Linked DNA regions of Homo sapiens: region 2 is linked to region 1. Evidence: chromatin contacts called from ENCODE Hi-C data. All regions are on one chromosome and are shown on one strand. The core of a region is the stretch at or near the end of the contact, and the rest is flanking DNA. Distances in the headings are between cores, read along the strand shown.

What was found. Hi-C counts contacts between places; a loop is a spot of excess contacts on that map. Pooled maps may share reads with other maps.
Region 2: a loop to region 1 is called in a map of ovary, with 2.5 times the contacts of the local background. The contact joins the enhancer-like site here to the promoter of ADRA2A in region 1. A Hi-C loop is called at or near these places in 1 of 168 maps with a recorded cell type or tissue (ovary), 1 of 37 single-sample maps with no recorded cell type and 8 of 50 pooled maps.

Annotation. Positions count from the first base shown.
Region 1 is chr10:111,075,587-111,080,676 of GRCh38, forward strand. ADRA2A (adrenoceptor alpha 2A) reads left to right here and starts at 1,443. Exons shown (of 1, transcript NM_000681.4): 1 at 1,443-5,090. The coding sequence starts at 2,411. The coding sequence ends at 3,808. RefSeq lists a silencer at 1,406-1,455.
Region 2 is chr10:110,801,119-110,806,383 of GRCh38, forward strand. The region is part of intron 7 of RBM20 (RNA binding motif protein 20); the gene reads left to right. Among named protein-coding and RNA genes, the nearest start is that of PDCD4-AS1, 67 kb to the right of the region's middle. Within about 2 kb of position 1,678, at least 22 of the 41 ENCODE cell types and tissues checked have a DNase peak (open chromatin) inside an H3K27ac peak, as active enhancers do.

The DNA of each region.
Region 1 (5,090 bases), core at 193-2,692:
AGTCTAATCTCTCTCCTGCTGAAATTTCCTACCCTCTTGGGTTTTACCATTAAACTGCTTGCTCTCATCTGAAAAGTGCAGCTAGCAGGGTGCAAGCTAGTGCTCTAGTGACCGTTAAAATCTATCCTAGGACAGCTAGCACGCACGGAAAAACTTGCCATTCGCCGCACACCCACTCCCCCCCGCCCCCACCGCTATTCTTATCAGAGAGAACATGGAAAATATTCTACTCCCTCTTCCCCTTATTGAAGGATGCTGTGTGTACATCTGAATGGGGGTGGGATGCGGGGCGGGAGTGGAGTCTAGCTTTCGGTCCTCAACAAAAACATAATGATTCCCAGCAAGCCAGAGCTGTGCAACCAAGGAGGCAGGATCCTGGCCTCTCTCGGATCTGCAGGAAGGGTGGGCTGTGCGGGTCCAGAGTGGGATGCCCGTTCTGGCCGGCGGTGCCTGCTGAGCCCTTCCTGATGTGACTTTATTAGACAAACCCCCACTCCCGCCAGGGGTAGACACACGAGTATCTGCTTTAGGAAGATTTCTGCAACACGGCAGGGTGCAATTCAAACTCTGGGTTCTCCTTTCCTGAGCTTAGAAACCAATTTGTTCGGAGATAGGAGAAGGCTCTGTTGGCAGAAGACCTAAGAGACGGGAGGAGGCGCCTGGCGTCAGCGGGTCGCTTCTCAGCCGTGACCACGAGCGGCCAGCAGGTGTCAGTGCGTCCTCGCTTTGCCCTGGCGCTCGGCTCCTGGACCCCTCCCCACCTCGGTCTAAGGGGGCGCGGTCCAGACCCCGGGTCTTGCGTTTCCCGCAGACAGCATCGCGGCTGGGAGGACACGTAGCCGCTTCTTCCCTAAGCGGAGGTCTGAACTCCGGCTTGTACCACTTCCCCGTGGGTGCTGTCCATTCCGCCCCAGGGGTTCCATCCGAAGCCGCGCCTTCCTCCCTCTCCAGGACCCCTTTCTCCCCAGCCTCCAGGAGCACCTGCGGACCGCGTCGGCTCTGGCCCGGAGCTGGGCTGCTCCAGACGTAACTCACACCGGAGGTTACTTCCCTCGATTTGGGCGGGGATTCCCTTCCATTTTTTTCTTCCCTTTTCTCCCAAGATCCAGCTTCTTGGGGGCACTCACGGGTGCCCGTTGCGTTCTGCTCCGTCGGCCCGGAGCTGCATGGCCAACTCCCAGCAGGGGCCGCTCCTCCCCTACCCCCCACCCCCGGGCTCCCTCTTTAAGTCTCTAGCTCAAGGTACCCGCCTCTCCAAAGGGCTCGTCCCGCCTGAGGGCAACGCTCCCCGAGGTCCAGCGCTAGGCGCGGGCGCTAGACTGGCGGAGGGGTGGTGCGAGGGGCGGGGGAGGGTCGGCTTCCCACGTGGGGGCTGACGCCGGCTGCTCAGCAACGCTTGCTTGATCCTGGGGCTATAAAACGAGTCCACCGTGAGCGCAGCGGAGCAGCAGCAGCTCCAGCTCGGTGCAGAAGCCCAGCAGCCGGCGTGCCGCCGCCCGGCCACTCCAGCGCCTTCTTCCCCGCCTTGCGCTCCTGCCCCAACTCGCGCTGTCGTCGGACCCCGGCCCATCCAGCAGCGCTCGGCGCCCACCAGGCGGACGCCCAGGAGAACCCCTGCCTCCGTCGCGGCTCCTGGAGAGCTGATCGTTCACCTGCCCCGGCCCGCCTGAGGACGGGGGTGCCTTCATGCGGCCCCCACACTCCTCACCCCGCCGCCGCCGCCGTCCCGGAGCTCCGCACAGTGTGCCCCAGCCCCAGCAGGGCGCACAACTTTGGAAGTCTCGCGGCGCTCCGAGAGGCGGCAGAGTCCGCGCCCCAGCCCCGGGCCGGGCCGGGCCAGAACCGCAGCGTCTGGGGGAAGCCAGAGAGTCGGTAATCGCTTCGGGGATGTAAGGCGACAGACATAGGACCCCCGAGCTCGCATCAGCACCCTTCGGCTGCCTCCCGGGGTGGGGGCGGGCCCCGCACACGGTAAGACCTCTTGCTTTCGCTCAGGCTCAAGATTCAAGATACAGATATTGATATGTATATATATATTTAATTTCCTGTCATCCTTCCAAGTTATCAGGCCACCGATGATTTTTGTTCTCCCTTCTTGAAGAATAAATCTCTCTTTACCCATCGGCTCTCCCTACTCTCTCCCGCCGCTTAGAAATAAAACTTGGCTGTATTAGGAGCTCGGAGCAAGAAGGCGCCCACCGAGAGCGTCTGAAGCGCGAGCCAGGCGCAGTTCGCGGGACCCGGGCCATGGGCCGCTAGCGGTCCTCCAGTTCGGGCCCGGCCTCCCTGCGGCCCCCTCCCTATGTGAGCCGCAGCCAGGCGAGCGGGGCGCCGGAGGAAGAGGAGGACCCACGGGCGCCGGGCCGGAAGGCAGCTGGCAGCAGGCCCAGGCCAGCGGGCGCCCGCGTTCATGTTCCGCCAGGAGCAGCCGTTGGCCGAGGGCAGCTTTGCGCCCATGGGCTCCCTGCAGCCGGACGCGGGCAACGCGAGCTGGAACGGGACCGAGGCGCCGGGGGGCGGCGCCCGGGCCACCCCTTACTCCCTGCAGGTGACGCTGACGCTGGTGTGCCTGGCCGGCCTGCTCATGCTGCTCACCGTGTTCGGCAACGTGCTCGTCATCATCGCCGTGTTCACGAGCCGCGCGCTCAAGGCGCCCCAAAACCTCTTCCTGGTGTCTCTGGCCTCGGCCGACATCCTGGTGGCCACGCTCGTCATCCCTTTCTCGCTGGCCAACGAGGTCATGGGCTACTGGTACTTCGGCAAGGCTTGGTGCGAGATCTACCTGGCGCTCGACGTGCTCTTCTGCACGTCGTCCATCGTGCACCTGTGCGCCATCAGCCTGGACCGCTACTGGTCCATCACACAGGCCATCGAGTACAACCTGAAGCGCACGCCGCGCCGCATCAAGGCCATCATCATCACCGTGTGGGTCATCTCGGCCGTCATCTCCTTCCCGCCGCTCATCTCCATCGAGAAGAAGGGCGGCGGCGGCGGCCCGCAGCCGGCCGAGCCGCGCTGCGAGATCAACGACCAGAAGTGGTACGTCATCTCGTCGTGCATCGGCTCCTTCTTCGCTCCCTGCCTCATCATGATCCTGGTCTACGTGCGCATCTACCAGATCGCCAAGCGTCGCACCCGCGTGCCACCCAGCCGCCGGGGTCCGGACGCCGTCGCCGCGCCGCCGGGGGGCACCGAGCGCAGGCCCAACGGTCTGGGCCCCGAGCGCAGCGCGGGCCCGGGGGGCGCAGAGGCCGAACCGCTGCCCACCCAGCTCAACGGCGCCCCTGGCGAGCCCGCGCCGGCCGGGCCGCGCGACACCGACGCGCTGGACCTGGAGGAGAGCTCGTCTTCCGACCACGCCGAGCGGCCTCCAGGGCCCCGCAGACCCGAGCGCGGTCCCCGGGGCAAAGGCAAGGCCCGAGCGAGCCAGGTGAAGCCGGGCGACAGCCTGCCGCGGCGCGGGCCGGGGGCGACGGGGATCGGGACGCCGGCTGCAGGGCCGGGGGAGGAGCGCGTCGGGGCTGCCAAGGCGTCGCGCTGGCGCGGGCGGCAGAACCGCGAGAAGCGCTTCACGTTCGTGCTGGCCGTGGTCATCGGAGTGTTCGTGGTGTGCTGGTTCCCCTTCTTCTTCACCTACACGCTCACGGCCGTCGGGTGCTCCGTGCCACGCACGCTCTTCAAATTCTTCTTCTGGTTCGGCTACTGCAACAGCTCGTTGAACCCGGTCATCTACACCATCTTCAACCACGATTTCCGCCGCGCCTTCAAGAAGATCCTCTGTCGGGGGGACAGGAAGCGGATCGTGTGAGGTTTCCGCTGGCGCCCGCGTAGACTCACGCTGACTGCAGGCAGCGGGGGGCATCGAGGGGTGCTTAGCCCCAGGGCACTCAGAAACCCGGGCGCTGCCTGCTCTGCGTTTCCTCGTCTGGGGTGGCTCTGCAGCCTCCTGCGGGCGGGCGTCTGCTGCTCCTACAAGGGAAGCTTCTTGCTGCCAGGCCCACACATCCCCAGTTGTTGGTTTGGCCACTCTTGACCTGGAGCCATCTTCCTAGTGGGCCACCCCTAATCACTATTGCTTCCTAAAGGTATTTTCACCCTCTTCGCCTGGTACAGCCCTCACAGCTCTTCAGAGCAAGCACTGGACTACAAGGGCATGGCTCACAAAAGGTTAATGGATGGGGGTTACCTAGCCCTGGCTAATTCCCCTTCCATTCCCAACTCTCTCTCTCTTTTTAAAGAAAAATGCTAAGGGCAGCCCTGCCTGCCCTCCCCATCCCCCGCTGTAAATATACACTATTTTTGATAGCACACATGGGGCCCCCATATCTCTTGGCCTTGGTTTTGATGTTGAAATCCTGGCCTTGGGAGAGATGCCTTCCAGGCAGACACAGCTGTCTGGTTCAGGCCAAGCCCCTTTGCAATGCAAGCCCTTTCTGGTGTTATGAAGTCCCTCTATGTCGTCGTTTTCACCAGCAACTGGTGACTGTCCCTTCGACACGGACCTGCTTTGAGATTTCCTGACAGGGAAAAGATTTCTGTCCATTTTTTTCCTGTGCCTAACAGCATAATTGCCTTTTCCTATGTAAATATTATGATGGTGGATCAAGACATAAGTAAATGAGCCTTTCTGCCTCACATCAGCCCTGTGTATAAAGCCATTATTCTCTGATGCACTGTTTGCCCCAGTAACTCACTTTAAAACCTCTCTTTCCAGTGTTCCCTCTCTCCCTCCAGGGCCACTGCTTGAAGAAGAATATGTATGTTTCTATCTTGTATGTCTGTGTGCCCCTCCTGCCCCGAAAGTGCTGACTATGGGGAAATCTTTTAGCTGCTGTTTTTAGACTCCAAGGAGTGGAAATTATGTGGAAGAAGCAAACCTGATACAATTTGCCCAAGGTAAACAGTTTGAAAAGACAAATGGGCCTGCCAAACTGTACAGTTTCTTCCCCAAGAGCTGTTAGGTATCAAAATGTTGTCCTTTCCCCCCTCCGTGCTTTTCTGGTTGAGATCATGTCATTGATGAACTGCCAAAGTCAGGGGAGGAGGGCAGAGACTTTGTGTTTACATCTGCATTTCTACATGTTTTAGAC
Region 2 (5,265 bases), core at 428-2,927, 270 kb before region 1:
CTCCTACTAGTAGTGTATTAGAGTTTTCGGCCGGGCGTGGTGGCTCACCCCTGTAATCCCAGCACTTTGGGAGACCAAGGTGGGTGGATCACGAGGTCAGGGGTTCAAGAGCAGCCTGGCCAACATGGTGAAACCCCGTCTCTACTAAAAATACAAAAATTAGCCAGGCGTGGTGGCAGGCGCCTGTAATCTCAGCTACTCGGGAGGCTGAGGCAGGAGAATCGCTTTAACCTGGGAGGCAGAGGTTGCAGTGAGCCAAGATTGTGCCACTGCACTCTAGCCTGGGCAACAAAAGTGAAACTCCGTCTCAAAAAAAAAAAAAAAGTTTTCAATGGTCCACATTCTTGCTAACACATTGTCTTGTCCAACTTTTAAATTTTTGCCTGTCGTGGGAGAGTATCATGGTTTATCACAGTTTTGTTTTGTTTTGTTTTTGAGACGGAGTCTTGCTCTGTCACCAGGCTGGAGCGCAGTGGTGCAATTTTGGCTCACTGCAATCTCCACCTCCCAGGTTCAAGCAATTCTCCTTCCCCACCTCCCGAGTAGCTGGGACTACAGGCACACACCACCATGCCTGGCTACTTTTTTTTTTTTTTTTTTTGTATTTTAATAGAGACAGGGTTTCGCCATATTGGCCAGGATGGTCTCAATATCCTGACCTTATGATCTGCCCGCCTCAGCCTCCCAAAGTGCTGGGATTACAAGCGTGAACCACCGTGCCTGGCCAGTTTATCACAGTTTTATATTTTATTCCCCTAATTGCGCATGGAGATTGAGCACTTTTTCATCTGTTTGTTGGCTGTTCCATCTGGATCTTCTCTGATGGGCTGTTTCTTTTCAGGTCATCTGCCCATGCTTTTCTTTTGCATTGTGTCTTCTTATTGGTTTGCAGGAGTTCTCTTAACTGGAGCACGTAGTCTATTTGGATTTCTTGTAATTAATGCTGTATTAGTGTTTGAATCTACCCTCTTATTTTGTGCTTTCTACTGTTCCATTTAATAGGGATTTTCCCGTTCACTTTAGCTCATTCCACATTGACTTAGGGTCCATTTTGTCTAAGACCCACAGGCCTTAATCCACCTTCAAGGTTGAAGTTAGAAGACAAAGGCTTAGTGGATGTTTCTGGCTAGGACTGGCATTCTGACAAGTCTCCATATGTAGATGGGCACTGTGTCAACCAGCTTCCAGAGTCCTGAATCTGCTTTGCTTGCATCATTGCCTCTGAAATTCCTTTACTAACAGTTCTCCTTCAGGCAGAACCTGGCTTTTTTTTTTTTTTTTTTCCTAATAAAAGTATATTGCTTCTTTCAGACAAGTAAGCATCCCACCCCATTCTATATCCAACCAAAGTTCCTGGTCTCCTGGATTCTTCCCTGGGGGCTGGAATTGAATTTCTACACTAAGTTCCCAGTAGAGCTTTGGTCTCCAAATGAGATGTTGTCATAAGTTTCTAATTAGGATTAACGGCAGTAATTGGCTTCTTAAATTAAAGTACCAAAGCATAGCAATACCTTCCTGAGGGAGATAGTTTGGGGTGGTGCAAAAAACATGGGTTAAAGAGGTCAGATGGTCGAGTTTTGCTTTCAGCAAATGTGCACTGAGTGCTCACCGTGGGTGGAACTGGGCCAGGTGCCATGGAGGGAGAAGTAGCAAGCTGGCGAGGAGCTCAGTCTGGTGGGAGAAAAAGCAAATAAACAAAGAACCACTGACAACCATGTGACCTATCCTAGATTGGAAGATGGTGATGTCAGCCTGGGCTCTACCGCTTCCTGCTTTAGTGAGCTTAGAAAAGTTGCTTAACCTCTGTGAACCTCAGTTTACAGATCAGGAAAGGACTATACTTTGAGTTATTTGGCTTTAAGTATTTTTTTTCATACATTATCTTTTCAGTCTCGTAATCACTGTACCCTGTGAAGTGTGTAGGGTGTATAATAGCAGTAATTATAAGAGTACAACAATAACAATAATGTATACCTTTAATTGAGTCCCGGTACTCTGGGGCAAAGAAGTTTACATACATTATTTAATCCTGACATCAGTCCTGTTAGACAGGTATTATTATCTCAGTTTTACAGATGAGGAATCTGAAGCTAATAGAAATTCAGGAACTTGCCCAGGATTGTACTTAGCTACTGGAAGAGCTATGATTAAAACTTAGTGCTGTTTTGGTTTTGCACTAAAGCTGCATTGTTATAGTGTGTTATCATGATCTCTGTTGTCTATGTGAAAAAAACCTGAGAAATCAGGTAATTTGCTTATAGTCACCCAGCCAAGAAGCCGCAGAGATAGTATTCTAACAGAGCTTCTCAAGCTTCAGTGTGCATACAGATCACTTGGTGATGTTGTGAAAACTCACTTTGATTCAGCATATCTAGGGTAGTGCTGTTATTGCGTATTTCTAACGAGGTCCCAGGAGATGCTGCTGCTGGTGGTCCTCGGAGAACACTTTGAATAGAAAGGGCGCAGAACACATTATTTTCTGATCTTTAGCAGGGCTTTTCTGCTCCCCAAGCTGCCATATTCCCTCTTAAGGCATTGTGAAGGTCGCATGGAATAACAGATGTGAAAACAACTTAATGTATGTCTCAACTACATAGTAATGCATGCTTTATGGTCCCTATGTTGATATGAATCAGCTGCCACTCTGTCTGCACGTAACAGAAATTCATCTCCATTAAGCCTGTTGGCTTAAGCAAAAAAAAAAAAAAAAAAAAAAAAAAAGAATTTATGGATGCATGTAAATGAAACGTCCAGGAGTAGATCTGGCTGCAGGTGCGGCTGGATTCAGGACCCAGAGACCCTCATTAGGACTTGGTTTCTCTCCACGCTGCCTTCTGCTCTTTTGGCTTTGTTTACTGGGGGCTCCCTGGGATGGGCCGTAGCAGCCCAGGCTCTCTCCTCTAGGTGGCATGATGGCTACAGTGACCTCAGCAGCTCTTTCTCCCCCTTCCCTTTCCTTCAACAAGAGAAAGCCAGAGTTTTTTCCTAGAAGCTCCCACAAAAGTCCTGAGACTTTTGAGAGAGAGTCGCTCTGACTGGACTAGCTTAGCACAGGTGCACATTCCTGAATTGATCTCTGGCCAGGGCTAGGCCATGCTGTGATTGGCTGGACCTGTGTCATCTGCTACATCCTCAGAGCTGGGACAGAGACCCACCTAGAGCTCTGGAGCAAGATGAGGGAGGAACAGCTGCTATCAGGAGGAGGGAGAGTGGCTACCGGGAAGGTAGAGGGCAAACACTGTATCCATGTGTGTCTCTGGGCCAAAGGGGCTGCATATGAGGTCCCACCAGGGTTTGCAGAGGTGGGGAGAAATTCTGATTGCTCTTTCTCCTCTAACTTTATCTTTTGCTCACCAGGTAAAGTATAGGGAGAGAAGGGAGAGATTTTAAGGTATTTTTCATTTCCTCTCTTGAATATTTCTTCATGCACATATCTTATCTCCCCATATACTTCCTGTGGCAAGGGAGTTCCTCAGCTTATTTGAGGCAGAACCTTTCACATGATAGATGTTTAATAAATATGCAAAATGAATAAGAAAGAGAAAATCTGAAGGAACAACAAAAAGTGAGTAGCCTTCTTCCTGCAGACCTGGACAAGATGATTGGAATATATTCTGGGTTGTTCTATGGAAACTTCGTCAATAAGTATGGAATCATAATCTCTCTGATGCAGAAGTGAACTTGGAATAATTTAAACCAGTGTCTCCCAGTCACTTCATCAGAGGGTCATCAGGGGATTTTTTGTGGGGGGAGTCCTCTTGCCCAGAGATTCTCTTCAATAGGCTTCGGGTGGGAATGAGACTCCCAGGTGCTTTTGAGGGCAGAGGGTCTGGTTTCAGAGCCATTGGTCTTGCCAGCCTCCTCGCTACAGAGAGGGCTTCTGGCCCTGGGAAGCAGTCTTGTGAATGGTCCATGGTGCTCTCAGTTGGGAAGATGATTGAGAGTCTTCTCTATGTGCTGATAGTTACAAAGCAATACAAGACATGGTTCTCAGTTGGGAAGAGTTCACTCTCCAACTGGGAGACAAATTATTCTTGTGCAAAATTACACAAGATTTAAACATGAGTGCATAAGTACAGGAGCTACCAGAAGTTCCATGGCAAAAGGCAGTGTGACTGAGGGGTGTGAAAAAGGGAAGAGATTCCTAAACAAGGCCTTGAAGAAGGGGAGAATTAGCTAAAGAGAGACAGAGCTTCCAGGCAGGAGTCGGGTGAGTGATGATGTCGAGCCTAGAAAGCCTGGTAATGTTGAAACAGTCAGGGCTGCCTTGACAGGATCTGGCTCAGATGAGTTCTGGGCTCATCTAGAAGGTTTCAGTGTCTTCCCAGGACTCTTGAAGTGTGTAAAACAGGTGTGGAGTTGTCAGAGGGCATGAAACTTTCCAGCAGCTCCCTTCATGTTGGCCAAGCACTCTGTGACTTTTACGGGTGTAGCCTGCCATGCCCTGAGGCTTTTGGTGGATGCCAGATGGGCCTCATTAACCCACCTTCACTGGTGGAGAAAGTGAGTTTCCCATCGGCAATAAGCCTTGACCCAGGGTGACCTAGCCAGGTGCGGGCAGGGCTGGGGCTGCTCTTCCTGGGTTGAGATTCCTAGTGGTGGTGCCTCCCTCTTAATATGCCAGCACTTTTCTAGGACTGCATGGGGCTTGGAATCTCACCCTTGTCTTAAAAGCAGCAAGATGTGTTAACTCTGAGCACTGTAGTTGGTCCCTTGTGGGGCTGTTGAGCGGAATCATTGTCATCACAGAATGGATGTAAAGATAACAATGTCTGACGTTTGCTTCAAAATAATATAGGGGGTGGGGAAGGAGGGTGGTGAGTACAGATGTGTATTAGTCCGTTCTCACACTGCTTTAAAGAACTGCCTGAGGCCAGGCCGTGGTGGCTCACGCCTGTAATCCCAGCACTTTGGGAGGCCGAGGTGGGCGGATCACTTGAGGTCAGGGGTTCAAGAGCAGCCTGACCAACATGGTGAAACCTAAACTAAAAATACAAAAATTAGCCAGGTGTGGTGGCGGGCACCTGTAATCCCAGATGCTTGGGAAGCTGAGGCAGGAGAATCGCTTGAACCCAGAAGGCAGAGGTTGCAGTGAGCCAAGGTCGCACCACTGCACTCCAGCCTGGGACACAGTGTGAGACTCCGTCTCAAAAAAAAAAAAAAGAACTACCTGAAACTGGGTAATTTATAAAGAAAAGAGCTTTAATTGGCTCATGGTTCCACAGGCTGCATAGGAAACATGGCTGTGGAGGCCTCAGAAAACTT